Regions from separate parts of the Homo sapiens genome. Here region 2 is linked to region 1. Evidence: read pairs that join two places in POLR2A ChIA-PET (ENCODE). Cell type or tissue: OCI-LY7. All regions are shown on one strand.

Region 1 (5,000 bases):
AAGAACTGAGGGTCCTGGGAACTTAACCATGTCATTGCAGTCTTTTTTACATTATTAACTGAAGAAAAATGGCTACCCTTTAAAGATTTTTTTAAAATTAGAAGATAAAAGGAAGTCAGGAAGAGCCAAATCAAGACAGTAAGATGAATGCCTAATCTCATTGAAACTCTTGCAAAATTGCCATTGTTGTGTGAAAGGAATGAGCAGGAGCATTGTCCTGGTGGAGAAGGACTCTCTGGTTGAAGCTTTCCATGGCATTTTTCTGCTAATGCTTTGACTTTCTCAAAATACTTTCATAATAAGCAGATTTTATTACTCTCTGGCTCTCCAGAAAGCCAACAAGCAAAATGCCTTGAGCATTCCCGAAAACTGTTGCCATGACCGTTGCTCTTGAATGGTCCACTTTTGCTTTGACTGGACCACTTCCACATCTTGGTAGCCATTACTTTGGTTATGCTTCGTCTTCAGGATCATACTGATAAAGCCATGTTTCATCTACTGTTACAATTCGTCAGATAAATGCTTCAGGATTTTGATCCCACTTACTTAGTTTCCATGGAAGTTCTACTCTTGTCTGCAGCTGATCTGGGTGCAATGGTTTTGGTACCCATCAAATGGAACGTTTGATGAGCTTTAATTTTCCAGTCAGAATTATATATGCTGAATCAATTAAGATGTCTATGGTGTTGGTTATTTTGTGTGCTGTTAATCTTCTGTCCTTTTCAGTTAGGGCACAAACAAGTTGAATTTTTTCCTTGCAAATTGATGTGGATGATCTCTGCTGTGGTCTTCATCTTGAATATCATCTTGTTTCTTCTTAAAAAGAGTTATCTATCTATCTGTAAACTGCTGATTTCTTTGGGCATTGTCCTCACAAATGTTTTGTAAAGCATTAATGACTTCACCATTCTTCCACCCAAGCTTCATCATAAATTCAGTATTATTGCTTGCTTCAATTTTATCATAATTCATGTTGCTCTGATACGGGCTCTTTTCAAACTGATGTGTTATCCTTCTTATTGCCTCAAGCTAGATACTGTTCAGACATGTTATAATAAGTTAGTATGAGTTTATTTTGGTGCAGAAAAATTTTTGAAATCCATGTATAGTTTTTTCATAATACACATTTTCCATGAACTTTTTGCAGACTCCCGGTATTTCTCTTTTTTGCATGAATTGTGGAGGAAACAGTATTTTCTGAATTTGTCACCCCACCTGAATAGGTAAGTTGAGTTGATAACAAGTGAGATACCAGAATTCTAGGCTGGAGCTAACATCACACGTATCCAACACTGGCTATAGGGCAGTCCCTTCTGGTCTGGCCCCTGCTCTGTTACTACCTGCAAGGGAATGTTCGAGTGCTACCAGCAGTTTCAAAAGGAATAGTTTTAAAAGAGAATATGTGTTGGCTAAAGCTCATAAAGAACCAACAGTCTCAGAGAAGGATGTAGTCCTTGTCACAAGGAGACACTATCCCACAGGAAAAAAAAATATCTTTTGCATGTTTTCTACCTACACATTTTGTTTTTTGCATTATCATATTAATAATACTTGTCCTCATAAAATAAAAATTTTCAACAACAAAATATAGAGATAATTAGCTTCTGGAAAGATATGCAGTAAAGCAGCCCCAGGTTCAATTTTAGGTAGTAGATTTTACTATTTCGTGCCAGACATATTATTTCTTATAACAAATATTTTTAGAGCACCTAGTGAATGCCAGGCTCCATGATAGATACAAGAAAACAATAGTCATTGCCTTCACACCATGGTTCTTCTAGAATGAGAACCAGATATGAGAAAGCAAATAAATAAAAGACCTGTAGATTGTGATTAATACTACTAAAGAAATAAATAAAGAGCTTTGCTAGAGAATGAGAACAAGAGCCCTAAGAAGAATATTTTGGCAGAGGGAATGGTAGAGGTAACGTTCCTAGTAGGTATTGGGATTAAATTATTTAAAACACAGTTCTTGTAAGTAGATACTTCCGTATCAATAAAACCAGTGCTGTAATAGGGGCATGTACAGGTTACTATTGGAACACAAAAAAGGGCCACTTAGTACCAAATGTAGGGGGAGCTACTTCAAAAGATGGCACTTGAGCAGTACTATGGTGAGCAGGGACTGGTCAAGGAATGATTCTGAGGAGGGAAGAAAATGGTTCAGATCAGAGGAGGCAGCACATGCAAAGTGGTGCCATCAATAATTCAGAAACCCATAATCAATCTGGCTAAATGGAACCAGGTCCCAGAAAAGGTTAGAAAAGATAGGATTGAAATTAAAGTTGGCAAGATTTTATACTAATTGTTCAAAGTTCACAGATAATATTGCTATTAACAATTTTATGTCCTTAGCTCCAGCTCAAACTTTTAAAAATTTGCTGCAGAGCACATTGGTGTAACTCAAGATTTTAAGAACTTGCCTATCCTTTAATAAATACCCTGCAAATTTACCTGGTGCCAGCTGTTTCTCATCTCTTTCTTTGACTCCATTGTCGTCTCTTCATTCCACTCCATAGGGTGGCAGCTGGAAGAGTTATACAATTGGACTAGGAATGCTGAAGTATACAGTGTGACCTAAGAAAGGTTCATCTGTTGTACAGAAGCTATGAGGTATTTATTATTGCATAATAACCTATAGCTCCGGGCCCACATGGGCCATTCTGTGTAACTTCCCTAGTCATTGTATAGTATCAAAGACAGCATGGAGAGATCAGAACTTTTTTTTTTTTAGGAGATGGATTCTTGTATTTTACTTGTGTCTTTTGAAACACTCCCAGCTGGAACTGTCCTTAGCTCCAGCCTTTTATATGCCTCTCTCAATGGAGTGTCAAACTCATTTTCTCCACCCTCACCCCAGATGTTCTGTCAATTTGTGTGTTTAATCTTGGTCTCCCTGCCACTTCTCTTACATAGGTCTAGCTTCTCTTACTTTGTTCTCTCCTTGTTACTCCCCTCTATCTGGTTCTGTCTTCCTTTGCCCATCATCCAACTGTACATTACCAAAGTTTAGTACCTGGAACCTGGCAGGCAGAGACAGAACCCAGAAAGCAGGCCCTGGAATCAGTCTGTGTGTGTTTCATGTGAGACTCCCTCCCCACTGACCAGCCTTAGCAAAATAATTTACCTTCTTCAAGTCTTAGTTTCTTCAACAAAAGGGGGCTAATGATGGTAATGACCTGATTCAGTAAAGAGTGTTTGACTGCAAATAATAGGACACAGAACTAAACATGAGCCAGGCAGTCCAGCTGGACAACTCTCTCTCCTAATGAGAAATCGAGAAATAGGAGGTACAGATGCGGGAGGGCAGCTCCGCAATATCTTAGAGACTCAGGGTCTTCCCTTTCCCAGCTCCCCCTCCACCATCCTTGGTCCTTTGGCTTGTGTCATGCTGGTCATGCTGGTCACCTCATGTTTCTAAGGTGACCCCCACAGCCCCAGGCCATTTGACAACTTTCAAAGTCAAGGAGTGGAGGACAAATGCCTTCCACTTTTTGAGGCACTGTTCTTTCATCTGCAAAAAGAAACATCCCAGAAAACTTCCCCTGACCTCCCATTGCTCAGAACACAGCCACGTGGCCACCTCTTGCTGGACAGGGAGCTGAGGACATGCCTATCTTGCAAAGCAGGGCAGAACACAGTGGTGCATTCAGGTCAATTATGAGCCACACCATGGGTGTGAACTAAATTGGGGTTCTCTTAGCAAAGAAGCATGAGTAAACAGGGATCTGTTTTTACCCACTTCACGATGTTGTCATGAGGATTAAATGAGGTGACATCCTTGGAACACTGCCTGGGACTTCGTAAGAGCTTAGTAAGTGTTAGCTACTATTTTTTATTTTTATCTTAATTATTTTTGATTCTGCCTCATCACCCCTTGCTGTAGCAGCCTGGAGTCTTATGTGCAGCCATTTCACATTCACTCTGAGGTGTGCACACCTGTACTGTAAGCAGCATAGACAAAGGCAGCTCATGTTTATGGGTGAAGCTGCAGTGGTAGCTGAGATCCACGGGAAGGACAGGGGCCGAGAGCAAGGAAAGAGAGTTAGGAGTCTAGAATAATCTTTAACCAAATGGAGCACGGAGACCAGTGGTGACACTTGGAAGTATTGTTAGGCAGTCTGTGGTCTGGACGCTATGAGACTAGAGAGAATCTGCATCAATCTCTTGACTACATGGTTTCCCCCAAAGCAGTCCCAGAACCGGAGTGAAGAAGGCAGGAAGTAGTACAAATCCAGGCTTGGAGCTTTGCCTTGTGGATGAGCTGAAAGGACAAGGAGACTTGAGAACATAAGCCAGAGAGTGGATAGACTGATGGATGGTGGATCCATGACAGTAGACATGGGAGTGAAACTTGGAGGGGCTGATAAATTAGGATAAAAATGAAGAGACTGGTCAAGGGACCGAGTGTCTTTTTAAGTCAAATAACTGGTACAGTCAGTGAGAGTGAAGAGAGAGCCAGAAGAGGAAAAACTTGCAAAATGAGAACTGAATAAATCTATTCCTGTCTGCCTGTACCACACATCACAGGTCTACCCACAGGTTTGACATATGTTTCCACAAAATTGTTCCCAAGTTTCTATTTTTCTGTGAAGAGTTTCAAATCCCCACATATTTCTATTACACTTCCACTGATGTGTTCTATCTCCCAAAGCATCCCCAGCGGTGCCAAGACTCACAGTGCCCACAAGACTTCCCTGCCTCCTCTGAGATCATGCCCAAGGGTGAACATTCAACCAGGGCTGGGACAATCCTAGTGCCTTGACCCACGTCTCCCTTGGTGGCTGCCACAGCCACTGCCACTTTGTCATGGTCACCCAAAGGCAACAGCTATGCTGGCCACTTACTCACAGAAAGGGTAGATTCAATAGGGGTCTTGGGTAGAGAGATGGGTAGTCCTGTGAAGAGGACAGTCTTCTGGTGGTGACTGGCAGACCAAGGTCAGCTACCATCTTCCCAGTATGGGTCTTCATCTCTGACCTTTTTCCCGTCTCCATATT
Region 2 (5,000 bases), 130 kb before region 1:
CTGTACAGAAGCTCTTTAGTTTAATTAGATCCCATCTGTCTATTTTGGCTTTTGTTGCCATTGCTTTTGGTATTTTAGTCATGAAGTCTTTGTCCATGCCTATGTCCTGAATGGTATTGCCTAGGTTTTCTTCTAGGGTTTTTACAGTTTTAGGTCTTATGTTTAAGTTTTTAATCCATCTTGAGTTAACTTTTGTATAAAGTGTAAGGAAGGGGTCCAGTTTCAGGTTTCTGCATATAGCTAGCCAGTTTTCCCAGCACCATTTATTAAATAGGGAATCCTTTCCCTATTGCTCGTTTTTGTCAGGTTTGTCAAAGATCAGATGGTTGTAGATGTGTAGCATTATTCCTGAGGACTCTGTTCTGTTCCATTCGTCTATATATCTGTTTTGGTACCAGTACCATGTTGTTTTGGTTACTGTAGCCTTGTAGTATAGTTTGAAGTCAGGTAGCGTGATGCCTCCAGCTTTGTTCTTTTGGCTTAGGATTGTCTGGGCTATACAGGCTCTTTTTTCATTCCATATGAAATTCAAAGTAGTTTTTTCTAATTCTGTGAAGAAAGGCAATGGTAGCTTGATAGGGATGGCATTGAATCTATAAATTACTTTGGGCAGTATGGTCATTTTCACAATATTGATTCTTCCTATCCATGAGCACAGAATGTTCTTCCATTTGTTTGTGTCCTCTTTTATTTCCTTGAGCAGTGGTTTGTAGTTCTCCTTGAAGAGGTCCTTCCCATCCCTTGTAAGTTGTATTCCTAGGTATTTTATTCTCTGCAGCAATTGTGAATGGGAGTTCACTCATGATTTGGTCCTCCATCTGTTATTGGTGTATAGGAATGCTTGTGATTTTTGCACATTGATTTTATATCCTGAGATTTTGCTGAAGTTGCTTATCAGCTTAAGGAGATTTGGGGCTGAGACGATGGGGTTTTCTAAATATACAATCATGTCATTTGCAAACAGAGACAATTTGACTTCCTCTCTTCCTATTTGATTATTTCTTTCTCTTGCCTGATTGCCCTGGCCAGAACCTCCGATACTATGTTGAATCGGAGTGGTGAGAGAGGACATCCTTGTTTTGTGCTGGTTTTCAAAGGGAATGCTTCTAGCTTTTGCCCATTCAGTATGATATTGGCTGTGGATTTGTCATAAATAGCTCTTATTATTTTGAGATACATTCCATCAATACCTAGTTTATTGAGAGTTTTTAGCATGAAGGGCTGTTGAATTTTATTGAAGGCCTTTTCTGCATCTATTGAGATGATCATGTGGTTTTTGTCATTGGTTCTGTTTAAGTGATGGATCACATTTATTGATTTGTTGATGTTGAACCCAGGAATGAAGCCAACTTGATCATGGTGGATAAGTTTTTTGATGTGCTGCTGGATTCAGTTTGCTACTATTTTATTGAGGATTTTTGCATTGATGTTCATCAGGGATATTGGCCTGAAATTTTCTTTTTTTGTTGTGTCTCTGCCAGGTTTTGGTATCAGGATGATGCTAGCCTCATCAAATGAATTAGGGAGGAGTCCCTCTTTTTGTATTGTTTGAAATAGTTTCAGAAGGAATGGTACCAGCTCCTCTTTGTACCTCTGGTAGAGTTTGGCTGTGAATCCGTCTGGTCCTTGGCTTTTTTTTTGATAGGTAGGCTATTAATTACTGCCTCAATTTCAGAACTTATTGTTCTATTCAGGGATTTGACTTCTTCCTGGTTTAGTCTTGGGAGGGTGTATGTGTCCAGGAATTTATCCATTTCTTCTAGATTTTCTAGTTTATTTGCATAGAGGTGTTTATAGTATTCTCTGATGGTAGTTTGTATTTCTGTGGGATCAGTGGTGATATCCCCTTTTTCATTTTTTATTGCATCTATTTGATTTTTCTCTCTTTTCTTCTTTATTAGTCTGGTTAGTGGTCTATGTATTTTGTTAATCTTTTCAAAAAACCAGCTCCTGGATTCACTGATTTGTTGAAGGGTTTCTCCTGTATCTATCTCTTTCTTCTGCTCTGATCTTAGTTATTTCTTGTCTTCTGCTAGCTTTTGAATGCGTTTGCTCTTGCTTCTCTAGTTCTTTTAATTGTGATGTTTAGGGTGCCAATTTTAGATCTTTCCTGCTTTCTCCTTTGGGCATTTAGTGCTATACATTTCCCTCTAAACACTACTTTATCCGTGTCCCAGAGATTCTGGTATGTTGTGTCTTTGTTCTCTTTGGTTTCAAATACCTTATTTATTTCTGCCTTAATTTCGTTATTTACCCAGTAGTCATTCAGGAGCAGGCACAGCCTTCATCCTGATACACAGAAATGCCTGGTTGGAGAAGGGCAAAAAGTTGAAAATATTCCTTAGTAGAAAAAAAATGTGCACTAAAAAGTATTTTTTATTAAAATACGGAAGGAAAGAAAAATACAATGGGTTCAGATGGGCATATGACAATAATAAAATGTCTCACTTCCCTTCCTCCCCTTCTCTCCCAGCACTCCCCTGAGGTTGCCACTTTTGGACATTTCTGCTTTTAGCTCTTCTGGTGGTTAGAATCATGACTTCCCTGACTGAGAGGCATGACTAGCCCTGAGCATGAGGGTGGGGCTTGTGCGCTGGAAGGCTTAACTTGAACCTTGTGAGCAGGAAGTCAGGCTAGAACCACTCCTAAAGTGCCTGGGGAGGATGGGACTTTTCACTGTTGGTTGCTTCCTCAAATCCAGTGGTTCTCGAACTGGAATCCTCAGCACTGCCTGAAAAGTTGGTAGAAATGCAAATTCTTGGGCCCTACCCCAGACTTATGGAATCAGAACCTTTGGAGGTGGCGCCCAGCAACCCATGTGCTATTTTAACAAATTCTCCAGGCCATTCTGATGCCTGCTCAAGTTTGAGAAGCCCCGTTCTAAGACAGCCAATCAAACAACCAAACACCACCACCAACAACAACAAAGAGACAAAACTCATTTCTTCTTCCAGTGATTGGTTTGGGGTGGGCACGTGACCCTGCTCTGGCTAATGCAGTGCAATGGGAGGCTTGTTTAGGGGCTTCCGGGAGGCGGTCGTGCTCTTGAAAAAGATGCTTGGGAAGAGTAAGAGGCATTGCACCGGGTGCTTTCCCGTGTAGGTGAGAGGCATGGGGCTGCTACTGCCATCTTGTGGACACACTGAGTGGAGGAGGTGAACCGAGGGAAGAACCTGGATGCCTGAGGAATGAATGCCAGAGCCCCAAGAGTAACCATCTGGGAGCCATCCTACTGTGGACTTCTTGTATGATATGTATTATTTTTTAAAGTTAAGAACATGTTGAGTTTGGTTTAGCAGTGAGGCACCCGAACACAGTTCCATTCTGGAACTGTATCTCCTCCCAGACATAGATAAGTGGCTGCCAAGAACAGCTCTCTGGGTAGGCTGGGCCATAAAAGCCACTATTACATGAACAGGTGAGGGCGGTTGGGAGGAGAAATGAATCTACTTCACTCTTTATTCCATAGGTATTTTCAGTCGTTTTCACACCTGCCATTTCTGAGTCCGGGGCCCTTCTGGCGCCCTGCCCTCTTTCATCCTTCTCTGGGCCATGTTCTGAGCTGTTGTTCCCTCTGCTAATGTTACTTCCTGAGTGTAATTCCATCCACTGACAGGCTTCCAGAAGTTAATGAAAATCCTTGGCCTGCCCATCCTTTCCTGTGCCCGCCATTCTTCCTATCTTCCTTACTGCCATCTATTTGGGGAAAGCAGAGAGATAAAGGAGTGTTTGGCTTGCCAACTTGAATGGGAAGGCCCAGATTGTTTCATTGTTTGCTTTTACTGAGACTTGGTTATCATTCTCCCTTTTCAAAAGAAGAAAGAAAGATGAAATAGTGGAGGAGGAGAGCTGCCCAGCAAGATTCCCTCTGGGACATCCATGTAACCCTCTTGGAACATACGCTAATGCTATGGAAATGATTCTTAACTCTTCATTTTGTGGCTTCTTCCAAAATGCAGACCATTCAAGGTAGATGGGGACACTGTGGTGAGTCAACTTGATGGGGAGGGGCTCTCAGAGCTCCTGAGTTTGCCCTAGATTATATCTATCCTTCCCTGAAGCTTGGGTGGACATCTTTCTCTCTAAGAAGATGAAGAACATGGGTCCCTTTGCCTTCATAAGTTTGTGAAACTGAAATTTCAGTTGTCCAGCACAAGCAGATTGAGAATGTATATACATCGTTTTATTCAAACCTTCAACCACATGATGTTATCTTGAGGTAGCACTTACACTGGTGAGAAACCACCGTGGGATCTTAGGGTCATCTCAGATAGGCGTCCTTATTCTACTGTATAAGTTTTCTGAACCAAACTTCCTTCATTGTGACATGGTTTTGCCACAGCTGGTCGTTCTCTTTACTCTTTGATCCTGGTTGAACGATTCATGTAGATTCTATCTCTCTTTAAATGTCAGAATGTGACATTCAATATTTTTCGCAGTATTTGTTTTATGTGTATTCCTTAATGTTTCTGTTTTAGTTAAATACAGTCACACATCATTTAACAATGAAGATATGTTCTGAGAAATAGGTTGTTAGGTGATTTCAGGTGATTTCATTGTGCAAATGTCATAGAATATACTTACACAAAACTAGGTGGTACACACCTAGGCCATATGGTACGGGCTATTGCTCCTAGACTACAAATCTGTATAGCGTGTTACTGTACTGTAGGCAATTGTAACACAGTGGTAAGTATTTGTGCATCTAAACATATCTAAACATAGAAAAGGTACAGTAAAATACAATATTATTATCTTATGAAACCACTACTGTATATGGGATCTGTCATCAACAGAAATGTCTTTATGTGGCACATGACTGAATACATCAAACCTTAGGTTCATTGCTGTGTGAATCAGGGACCTCTATGTTAAAAGGCACAGTATGGGAGAAGCATTGTGATCTGGCCCAGGGTCAGGATGTTGAGGCTTTTACTGGCTCTAGAACTGAGTCAATTCAATCTTTTCTTTTTAAGCTTTAGACACTTCCTCTGCAAAAG

What was found. ChIA-PET counts read pairs that join two places held together with the same protein. Peaks named below come from ENCODE experiments on the same cell type or tissue, not always from the same donor. Only the 100,000 strongest peaks of a DNase experiment are listed, where the experiment ranks them.
Region 2: POLR2A ChIA-PET joins it to region 1 with 8 read pairs; 3 of 35 experiments call an interaction of 5 or more read pairs at or near these places.

Annotation. Positions count from the first base shown.
Region 1 is chr2:68,842,613-68,847,612 of GRCh38, forward strand. No RefSeq gene overlaps it. Among named protein-coding and RNA genes, the nearest start is that of LINC01890, 7.9 kb to the left of the region's middle. In OCI-LY7, a CTCF peak has its summit at 2,081; no DNase peak of the experiment used is centred here.
Region 2 is chr2:68,712,489-68,717,488 of GRCh38, forward strand. It overlaps a transcript of ARHGAP25 not described here. Among named protein-coding and RNA genes, the nearest start is that of ARHGAP25, 20 kb to the right of the region's middle. RefSeq lists enhancers at 2,449-2,743, 3,012-3,091. In OCI-LY7, a CTCF peak has its summit at 3,158 (motif pointing left); DNase peaks (open chromatin) are centred at 2,573 and 3,063; H3K4me3 peaks cover 1,338 bases; H3K27ac peaks cover 1,365 bases.